2 separate regions of the Homo sapiens genome follow, and region 1 is linked to region 2. The links are chromatin contacts, found by Hi-C or POLR2A ChIA-PET in ENCODE. All regions are on one chromosome and are shown on one strand. Each heading gives the region's core, a stretch centred on a gene start or an enhancer-like site at or near the end of the contact. The rest is flanking DNA. Distances are from core to core; before and after follow the strand shown. Region 1 holds the start of RNF103 (ring finger protein 103). Region 2 holds the start of SUCLG1 (succinate-CoA ligase GDP/ADP-forming subunit alpha).

Region 1 (5,042 bases), core at 2,436-4,935, 2.2 Mb after region 2:
GAAGATACTGGAGCCTCCCTAAGAGAACTGAGTTATGTGTGAGAAACAAGACACAAGGACACGGAAGTGTCACTGGCTGGTACATACTATTTTGGTAAAAATAATTTTTTTAGGGCTCTCGAATTATCAAATTATTACTGCTTTTCATACCTGAACCAGCCAGATGCCATCTTTTGTGTCTTCCACAAGCTCATAGAAGTGCATTTCACCACTGAAATTGGTACTAGAAACCGATTCGGATGCTTCTTCTTCCTTGAGAGCAGAATAGAGCTCACCCTCCATCAAGTCACCTGAAGAAAGGAAAAGAATAACACTAATAAGGTTGCAAGAATCCTAGATTCCCAATTTCAGTAATTCTATTTTTTACACTGTTAAGAATCATGATATTGTACTTTCATTGTATTTTATAGACAAGAACTACTAGAAGAACCTGGATATACCCACTTAGGAGTCATACATTCAATAAATATGTAGTAAGAACTTCCTATGCATCAGGGAAAAGTGAACAAAATAGACAAAAATCCATCTCTTATAGAACAGGGCTTATATTTTAGTGGGGTTATCACATAATTATTAGGAACTTACCAAATTTGTACCACTCCAAAAAGGCACAACTTTCTTAATTATTTAGTTTTATGAATGACACATACAGGCTTCATATACATTTTTAAACAGTATGGCTTATATGCTTCTTACTTAAAAGATGTAGAATTGGGTTCACAGAATTTGCCATCAGCCCTGCTTAAAAGAGCAACAGGGTTTGTATGACTTGGAGGTTAGAACTTTACCTGTTAGACAGAACAAACTCCATATTCATATACAAATTTATATTATAAATTTAGAGCTTGTATCATTAAACAAAAAGGAAAGGAAAACACTAAAATCAAATTATTTTAACTTTCGCCTTAAATATTAAACAGTGAGAAACCAAGTACTGCACCATGATAGCAGCAAAACCATTCACAATAAACACTTAAATTTTAAACTGCTATACCATGACTTTTCTGCCATAAAACGTGTGATTTGAGTCATACTGGGCTGTGCGTCTTAAAGTTAAATGTGGACTTCTAGTACATTCAATGTGCCAAGTATTTTTAGGCCCAAAAGAAGGCAATAATAAATAACAGTCAAAAGAAAAAAAAATGTGTGACCAAATTATTTTCCATAAAAAAATGATGGCTTTGGCAGTTGAGACACTTCTCATCTCTAAACCAAGAGAGTTTATTTATTAGAGATCTTTTACCCTAGTTACTCCACTTCTTCCCCCTATGGTAGAAATAAGAATCGCCATAAACCAGTCAGCAAACAAGGGGCAAGAATAATATACGATTTTATATTTTCTCTAAAGAAACATTTATCACTTCTGCAGAGTGTGTTCCTCTCCTCTACCCTAATAGTGAGATATGAGTTTTATAACCCGCAACCTACAAATATCCAAGTGTTAAACTGCTAGCGAGCTCATACTCTTGTCTATCACGCTACATGTCTATAAGGTACTAAAGAAGGAAAAGATTTGTCTTGTAAAAGATACAGCTGACAAAAATACTTGAAACAACAAAAAAGATAACCATCAGTTTCAGCTGCTTCCCACAGCAACGCAGAAAGCCTTTCTCAAATTACATTCCACTTTCAGGAAGTATATCCAAAGATATACTTTGTGCAGCAGTGAAAAAAATTAACCATATTTCTCACCCAATCCTACCAAAACCAACAATTACTAAAAACACATTCTTTAAGACATTGAATATTCTCTCAGCACTATTTCACGTATATTTCTCAACCCATTAAACAATGCAAGGGTACCTGTGACACAGAAGACAAAAAAAATTTTTCTTTTACACATCCAAGATGCAAATTTTTAAAAATCCTAACAGAAATATAATATAAACTCGAACATGGCAGGCATTTATACAAAATGCTCGCCTTATTTTCACCAAACTTAAAGTCTGAAAAGCTAATACTGTACGGTGTATACTGTCTATATTCAAACTCATGATTTAACATTTAAATCCTAGGCCCAAGTGCCTCTGATAGTAAGTATTCCAAAGATGTGTCCCCACTCTGGGTATCTTATTATTACTATCGTGACAAATATTGCTATTGACAGACAACGTTTTGGAGTTTTTCTTACGTTTTTATGAACTTCAACTGACAAATAATGCTTTCCAGTTTGTAACTAGTTGATATTCCAGAATTTTGAGAAAATCACTCAACTTAGTAAACAACGCTAAGAAGCCACACTTTAAACTGTCATTTTACGATAACCTTAAAAGGATACACCAACACTCCTCCAAATAATTTCAGACTCCTCCTCAAAGCTGGGATCCGCATACTTGATTGTAGGAAGCTTGGACGAAGAAACCTGGGCAGCTTTAACGCTTCCAGGAAAGGCCTCACTCTGGGGGAACAGCCAGGTACCAGGAGGTACAGGTCGTCCCCTCTCCCAGGTGGAGGGGACCCTAGGGGAAGCCCGATACTCGCCTGACTTTTCCACCAGCTCCCGGACATCCTTCTTCTCGGGCAACCCTGAGTAGCCCAACCCCCGGCACTCCAAAATGGTCTTCAGCTTCTTGAAGCTCAGCGCCACCGGATCCACCAGCTGGGTGGCAAAGATGCCAGTTTCATACCACACAATGGCCTCAAAAAACCTGGCCAGGACGAACAGGACCAGGAAATAGAGGAGCAAGAAAAAAAGCTTCAGCCACATCTTCCCTGGAGTTTCCTCTCTTTCCAGAGAGCTCGGAATACGGGAGAGAGAAGGGTCGAGGGCGGGGGCCGCGGCTCGGTGGCAGCTTGGGCGAGGGCCCCGTGTCCACGCGCGGGCCACCCGGCGCCGTCACTGGCCGGCCATCCCCGGCGGGGAAGCAGGTGACGGGATCCGCGCGGGCGCGAGGCGGCGACGAGGGACGCAGAGACGCAGAGCCTCGCGCCGGGCCTCCCAGTCAAGAGCCGACAAAAATAAAGGGGAAAAACTCAAAACCCCCATCCATTAAGCACAGAAAGGAGAGGGGCGCGGGGAGAGCTCGCGGGGAAGAACAAAACGAGGGACGCTTCCCCCGGGGCGGGCACTGACCCAGGTGGCGGGGTCGGCCCTCCGGTGCCGCGATCTCAAGGGGGAGGGGGAGACCAAAAAATAACTCAGATCCGCCCAGGAGGCGGGGATCCGGGCGGCAGGCCGGGGCCCGAGGGGCCGTGGGGGCCGGACTCCCGCGGCCGCGGGTCAGGAGGGCGCGGCGCTCGGCCGGGCCAGGCCCGGGGCCCAGCGTGTTCTGCGCGGGGAGGAGCGGCCGCCGCAACGCCGCGCCCGAAGCCCAGGCCCCAGGCCCCGCCGACCGCCCAGGCTCCGCGAGAAGAGCGGCGGGCACGGCGGCGGCTCCAGGTTCGCTCGGGCCGGCTGGCGGGCGGCGCCTCTCAGGCGGGCGGGCACTGCGGCCCGGCCCAGGATGGGGCGTCGCGGTCTCTGCAGATGGAATCGGTCTCGGAGGGAAAAAACCAATAATAGGCCCCGAGACTGCTCCTCCAGGCGGCTACCCGGCTGCCTCCCGGCCACTCAGCGCCCGTCCCGCTCGGATGGGCAGTGCCGGTCGCAGCACCCGTCCCCAACACCCCCGCCACCTCCGGAGACCGCGGCCGTACCCTCCACAACCGTGTATCAGCGGCGGCCGCGGCCGGAGCCGAGACATAACAACTGACGTCGCGATGAGGCGGGGCCGGGGCGGGGCCTGCAGGGTGCGCCCGCAGGGGCCGAGGGCGGGGAATTCGGGGAGCCGCGGGGCTACCGGACTACCGAACGAGGGGCGGGAGGAGAGGCGGAGCCGCAGCGTGGTCGGGGCCTTCCCGCGGTGCCGAAAGTTGCCTCTCCGTGCTTTTGCGGCGTGGTCTCCCCTTTTGCCCCTCCAATGTTTAGCAATTGATTTTGTCTGAGGATTAGTCTTTAGATTGTATCACTTTGTGTATTTTTTGTAAAAATAGAGCAGTTAATTATTCTCTTAAAATCGGTGAAAATAGAAATGTACGTTTTTTGATGAATCCTGGTGAACAGGGAAATTTTTGGCACAGTTGGTTTGAGATGGTAGAAGGTTAAACCCAGAAAGCAAATGTTTTGCCCCCTCTTCATGAGAATGTGGCTTTGCACATGTGTGTTGGAGGAGGTTTGGCCAAAACTGGAGTTCGCGTTATACTAGGCCCAGTTGTCGCTGCCAGTTACAGCCTTTTCCCTCCTTCAGTCTCAAGGGTGTTAAAAGCCTGGTGTGGACTCCCTGAGTTCCTAGGACAAAGATTGTCGAGTGTAGATAAGTCCAGGTGCAAAGTTCCGGGTGCTTTATTTTGTACATGGGCCTGGCACAGTGGCTCACGCCTGTAATCCCAGCACTTTGGGAGGCCGAGGCGGGCAGATCACGAGGTCAGGAGTTCGAGACCATCCTGGTTAACACGGTGAAACCCTGCCTCTATTAAAAATACAAAAAATTAGGCCGGCGTGGTGGTGGGCCCCTGTAGTCCCAGCTACTCGGGAGGCTAAGGCAGGAGAATGGCGTGAACCCGGGAGGCGGAGCTTGTAGGGAGCTGAGATCGCGCCACTGCACTCCATCCAGCCTGGGTGACATAGCAAGACTCCGTCTCAAAAAAAAAAAAAAAAAAAAAAAAAAAAAAAGAAAGAAAGAAAAGAAAAAAAAGAGTCACATGGACAAGCATGCGATACCTGGTTCTGTGCTTATAAATTTAACCGGGCCGAGCGTACTCTTTACGTCAATCTCTGTGTCAGTCTTGAGGGAGGAAGGAGTTGGGTTCATAAACTGAACAAGGTTGGCTTTGACCAGCCCCTTTTGATAAGGAAGGAAAAAAAAAACAGTAATTACGGGGAAATGTTACTATTTGTGCAAAACTGTCAACTATCTGAAACTAGGGGTGAAAGTTTTAGGAAGAAAGGGATCATGATCCCAGGTCATGGAGCAAGGGAGGAACGGGAAGCAAAGAATGGACTGTGAGAATGTAGCCTCCGAATGGTGCCCATTTAAAATAAAGTGAACAAGGGCATTTCAGTG
Region 2 (4,578 bases), core at 2,070-4,569:
TGATGTCAGAAAATCAAATCACTTTCTCATGGCTACACTGGTACATCTGAATCAAGGCTATTTTGTATTTCTGAAATAAAGATTTGGTTATTACATGCAATGGCAACAGATGCTAATATCCACAACATCACTGTTGAGGATCTCATTTTCCAAACTACACTTTAAATGCATCTCTGATTCGAAAAACAGGCCTACGCACTTGGCAAACACGGGGAAAAGGAAGGCAACACCTTTGAGCAGGATAGTCACCTTCTCAACACATCACTAAGACTGCCAAAAAAAAATCAGAGCTTCGAAAAAAGCTTAAGTTATCACATGGTACATGCTGGCGGAAAGGATACTGCAGAGTCAGAAGACCTGGGTGCTAGTATCACTTCTGATACTCACTGGAAACTTTTGGGATTTCCTCATCTGCCGTACAAAGGTATGGGACCAGTTGGGTTTTAAGGTTTACTTTCTGGCATTAAAATACCAAAATTCTGAGGTTCAAAAATACTGGCTTTTATTCCCTATTTATTCTAAAAGATTCAAGTTACAGAAACTACTGACCAGTTTTAAAAAGACCTTGCATTACTTTATGCTTCTCTTAAAACTTCACTATTTCAACTTCAAGGGTGCTTATGAAATCCTTAAACTTTCTCATGGAAGAACTCTTCCTCATTTTTCATTGTATTTTCTCTCTCCACTTCAACTGGATCCTTTTCCTTTTTTCTCTTTTTCTGAGACAGAGTCTCACTCTGTTGCCCAGGCTGGAGTACAGTGGCACGATCTCAGCTCACTGCAAGCTCCACCTCCCGGGTTCAAGCAATTCTCCTGCCTTAGCCTCCTGAGTAGCTGGGATTACAGGCGCCTGCCACCACACCTGGCTAATTTTTGTATTTTTAGTAGAGACGGGGTTTCACCATCTTGGCCAGGCTGGTCTTGAACTCCTGACCTTGTGATCTACCCGCCTCAGCCTCCCAAAGTGCTGGGATTACAGGCATGAGCCACCGTGCCAGGCCACTTTTCCTTTTTTCATAAGCTATAAAACAGGGCTCCGGAAGGCATCTACCAGTGTTCACTTGAGTTTTTTCTGTGGCTGTTAACTCTAATCAATATTGCAACACTATGACCTTCAGCAAGTAATGTACCATAAGTTGAAACTTAACAGAGGGAACAAAATTCCCTAACATCTGTAGCTCTATTAGCTTCACAGACTAAATAATTTCTGGTCCCTTTTTAAAAAAAAAGTTTGCAAGGTGATGTTGTAGCTGCTATTTTTCTAGTGGGAGTGAAAATGGGCTCGGAAATGTGGCATGGGAAAGAGGAGTTAGAGTTTTGTGAATTTAGAGGTGTTTACACATTAAGCATTGTTGTCTGTAACCCCTCTTAATATAGAATACATCTTGGTTTAAATCTCAGACCCGTAATAACAAGTTAATCACATGACTTGAATAATTCAAGCCCACTCCAGTAACAAAACTAAACCAGATGGTCACTCTAGGGCCAAATGATCCTGGGAGTCTAGGAAGAACACACTTCCAGTTCTGTGGGAAGAGGATTGAGAGGACTGCTAAGGGTGGAGTAAGGAACTAGATCTTTTAGACACTCTTCCTTTATTCTCTAGATTTTTCTAGACAGCAGACCTACCTGAGGCTAGGATCTTTCAGAACCTCAGACTAGCAAGACCACAGAAGCGAAAGACACAGGTGGGCAACTTCTTCCTAGGGTTTCCCACCACAGTGGCTGTGCTGCACATCTGATCTTCTACATTCTAACCCACTATCTATTCAAATTAAGCTGGTTTAAAACCATATCCAATATACTTCATTCTTGGTGCTCAAACTTTATTGACCTGAGTGATTACTGGGTATAATGAATTCTTTTTGTCCTTCTGCCTACAACACTCTCAAGAATCTCCAGAAAGCTTTACCAAACAAACCATTTCATACTTGCTAACGTTATCTAGCCAGACCTTTGTCCTCAAGTGATTGGCAACTAAGTGTTAGCTATTGAGTGCACACTCATCAATGTACACTTTCAGAATGTAATCTTCTCAAGAAAGGAATTAAGTCTCATAAAATATTCAGTACAAGCAGAATTAAGAGCAAAGCGGAAAAAGAAAACTAACTTTGAGTGTTTGTTACATACGAGATGCTTTATATAAATTGCTCCACTTATTCTGCAGTGAACCCAGATCATCCTGTACATCATCATTGCTAAAATGCACATTTTTTTTCACTTTTTAAAAAACCAGGATACATGTGACAACCACTGGTGTGTCACAGTTTTAATAAGCAATCGTTCTTCATTGTTAGTGGTAAACAAAATAATGGTCCACCTTACAAGTGATGGTGCTTCAGGCCCCTTAAAATGTGTTAATATTTTCATGTGATTGGAAACACTGAAAAACAGATTAAGTGTCCAGGGTTATTACACAGACTGAAAAGGGACTAGCCAGACTTCAAACCCTGATGTGGCTGATTCCAAAGTTTCTTTCTACTATAACCTACCTGACAAGCACAGAGACTTTGAATATGGCAAGAATTTTCCATAGTCAGCGTGTCTCAAAGACTAGCAACCTTGGGTACTAAGTTTTCGGGAACGGATGTGTCCACAAATCGCCTGGTGGAGACACTGCAAATAAGCTGGTTTAGGTCCCAGCCAACCATAAGCTTCTAGTAGTCTATGCGGCTATGCCGACCCCACTCCGTGTGCAGAAACCATCTTTCCCTGACATACAATCCTGCAGAGGGGGAATTCGAAGTGCAGGACCTTTCCGTACTAGGGACAGCCTCATCCCCCAACTTCCTACTGAGACACTCTTCCTCTACCTCTCAACCCAGACCCTTACCTTCCCCACCAAGTTCACCTTGGACCTCTTCATCCCCAACTCCAAATAAGGCCAGTCTAGACGCCACCCCCATCCTGTCATTTGTCACCGCGGGGCCGAGAGCAAGCTCCCAAATTTGCAGGGCTCCCGGACCCGAATCCTGGCTCAGCCACCCAATATCTCCATCTGCCAGCGGCCTAAGTCATGCCCCCCGCCCCACGTATCCAGCAAAGCTCCTTCCACCGTAGGGGTCCCCGACTCGAAGCCGGAATCCCAAGCGGCTCCCAGGCCCCCGCCGAGGTCCAGCCCTGAGGGCCCAGCCGCGGCCTGGGCCAGGAGGTTGGGTCCGGCGGGGCCAATAACCCGCGGGCGCCAGGAAGACAGTACTGGCTGGACTCACGGAGGAAGCTGCGCGACAGGAGACGGGCGGCGGCGAGGCCGCTGCTGCCGGAGACCATGGTAGCGATGTCAGCGGCAGCGGCAAGGGTTGCGGTCATACGCCAATGACACTCCCAGGCCCCCGGGGACCTCCCAGGGGCAGAGGCCGGAGGAGGCAGAGGGTGGCCACAGCAGTCGCCTGAACAAATTTCCCTTTACAGAGGATTCTTCACGAAACAGCGGGAATGGCAGGTGAAGACAAAGAGGCATCCTATCGGAGAGGCAGATAATAACTCGGCTCCTTCCTAGAAATGTGGGTTTGATTAACATTAATTATAACAGCAGCTGAGGGAAAACCCCACGCGAGACTGGCCAGCGCGTGGCATTGTGGGCAATGTAGTCTGACGGCCGCGACTGGTTCGTAGCTTTTGAGTGAGGCGGCGGGAAGGGAGCGAGGGAAGAGCGGCAGTGAGACCGGGGAGACAAGGGACTTGAAGACTAGGAGGGAAGAAACAGCGAGGTGAGGTGCGAAGAGCAGTGCCAGAACTTTGTATCCCAGGCCCATCTCCTTCCCCCTTCGTTTTCCTCGTTTGCTATTAGAGAGAATAATATTTCTCACCGCGTACCTGTGCCTGGACCCGGAAGGGTTGCCGCTGGGGACGGGAATTCGAACTGGCACTGGTGGCCTGTGAAGGGAAAGATGTGATGAGAAAGACCAAAACCTATCTTACTGACAGTTAACTTCTTGGAATGTGAATTTTTTTAGTTAAATAATCATGCAGTCTTTGACTAGCACTAAGTGCATGAGTGTTTATTCCCTGAGGATCCTAAGGGCTGAAATTCGAGGTCAAATGTGACTTTGCTCCCTGATTGGACAAACAGTTCCCTCTTCTGTAACAGCTTTAGAAGGAACCTCAGAGAGTCCCAGAGTCAAAAGGTAAACAAGAGATGAAGTAATCTGCGTCTCTGCCGAAAATCGTGCTCCTGAGATTCCTCATCAGAATTGTCAATAAAATTGCAATCCTAATTTACTTAGGTAGTCATTATAATTGGCACTGAGCTGTGGGATGGATGAGTGGGATTACCCCAGGAGATTGCCCAATACTTCCTTTATGATCCAAATATTGTCATTAACAGGTTGGACTTCACTGCAAATAAACTCCTCCCTCATGGATCATGTTCTTGTGATAACTAAATTCCTCAGAGTTAAATAGTATCAGTGGTTTCCAGATATATCCATTATAACAAAATGGACATTTTTATGGCAAATAAATAGAAAATCCCTTGCTATTTTAAATAGCAAAATTATTCCTGAGCTGTCGCTTGATAAGTTATATGTTTAGTTTCATTTAATTGATAAAATGCATGATGACAAAAAATATAATTTC

Evidence for each region. A loop is a pair of places that touch in the nucleus more often than their neighbours do. ChIA-PET counts read pairs that join two places held with the same protein, here RNA polymerase II (POLR2A). Pooled maps may share reads with other maps.
Region 1: a pooled map shows a loop between it and region 2 (9-fold over the local background). The contact joins the promoter of RNF103 here to the promoter of SUCLG1 in region 2. A Hi-C loop is called at or near these places in 1 of 37 single-sample maps with no recorded cell type and 10 of 50 pooled maps. POLR2A ChIA-PET finds 5 or more read pairs at or near these places in 1 of 52 experiments (GM10248).

What each region holds. Positions count from the first base shown.
Region 1 is chr2:86,620,180-86,625,221 of GRCh38, forward strand. RNF103 (ring finger protein 103) reads right to left here and starts at 3,686. Exons shown (of 4, transcript NM_005667.4): 1 at 2,482-3,686; 2 at 151-290. The coding sequence starts at 2,707. It overlaps RNF103-CHMP3 (RNF103-CHMP3 readthrough), which reads right to left. Exons shown (of 8, transcript NM_001198954.1): 3 at 151-290. The coding sequence starts at 282. RefSeq lists silencers at 2,507-2,556, 2,737-2,816, 3,087-3,626, 3,707-3,876 and an enhancer at 3,587-3,881.
Region 2 is chr2:84,455,961-84,460,538 of GRCh38, forward strand. It overlaps SUCLG1 (succinate-CoA ligase GDP/ADP-forming subunit alpha), which reads right to left and starts at 3,320. Exons shown (of 9, transcript NM_003849.4): 1 at 3,213-3,320. The coding sequence starts at 3,309. It also overlaps a transcript of DNAH6 not described here. RefSeq lists an enhancer at 3,357-3,496 and a silencer at 3,677-3,866.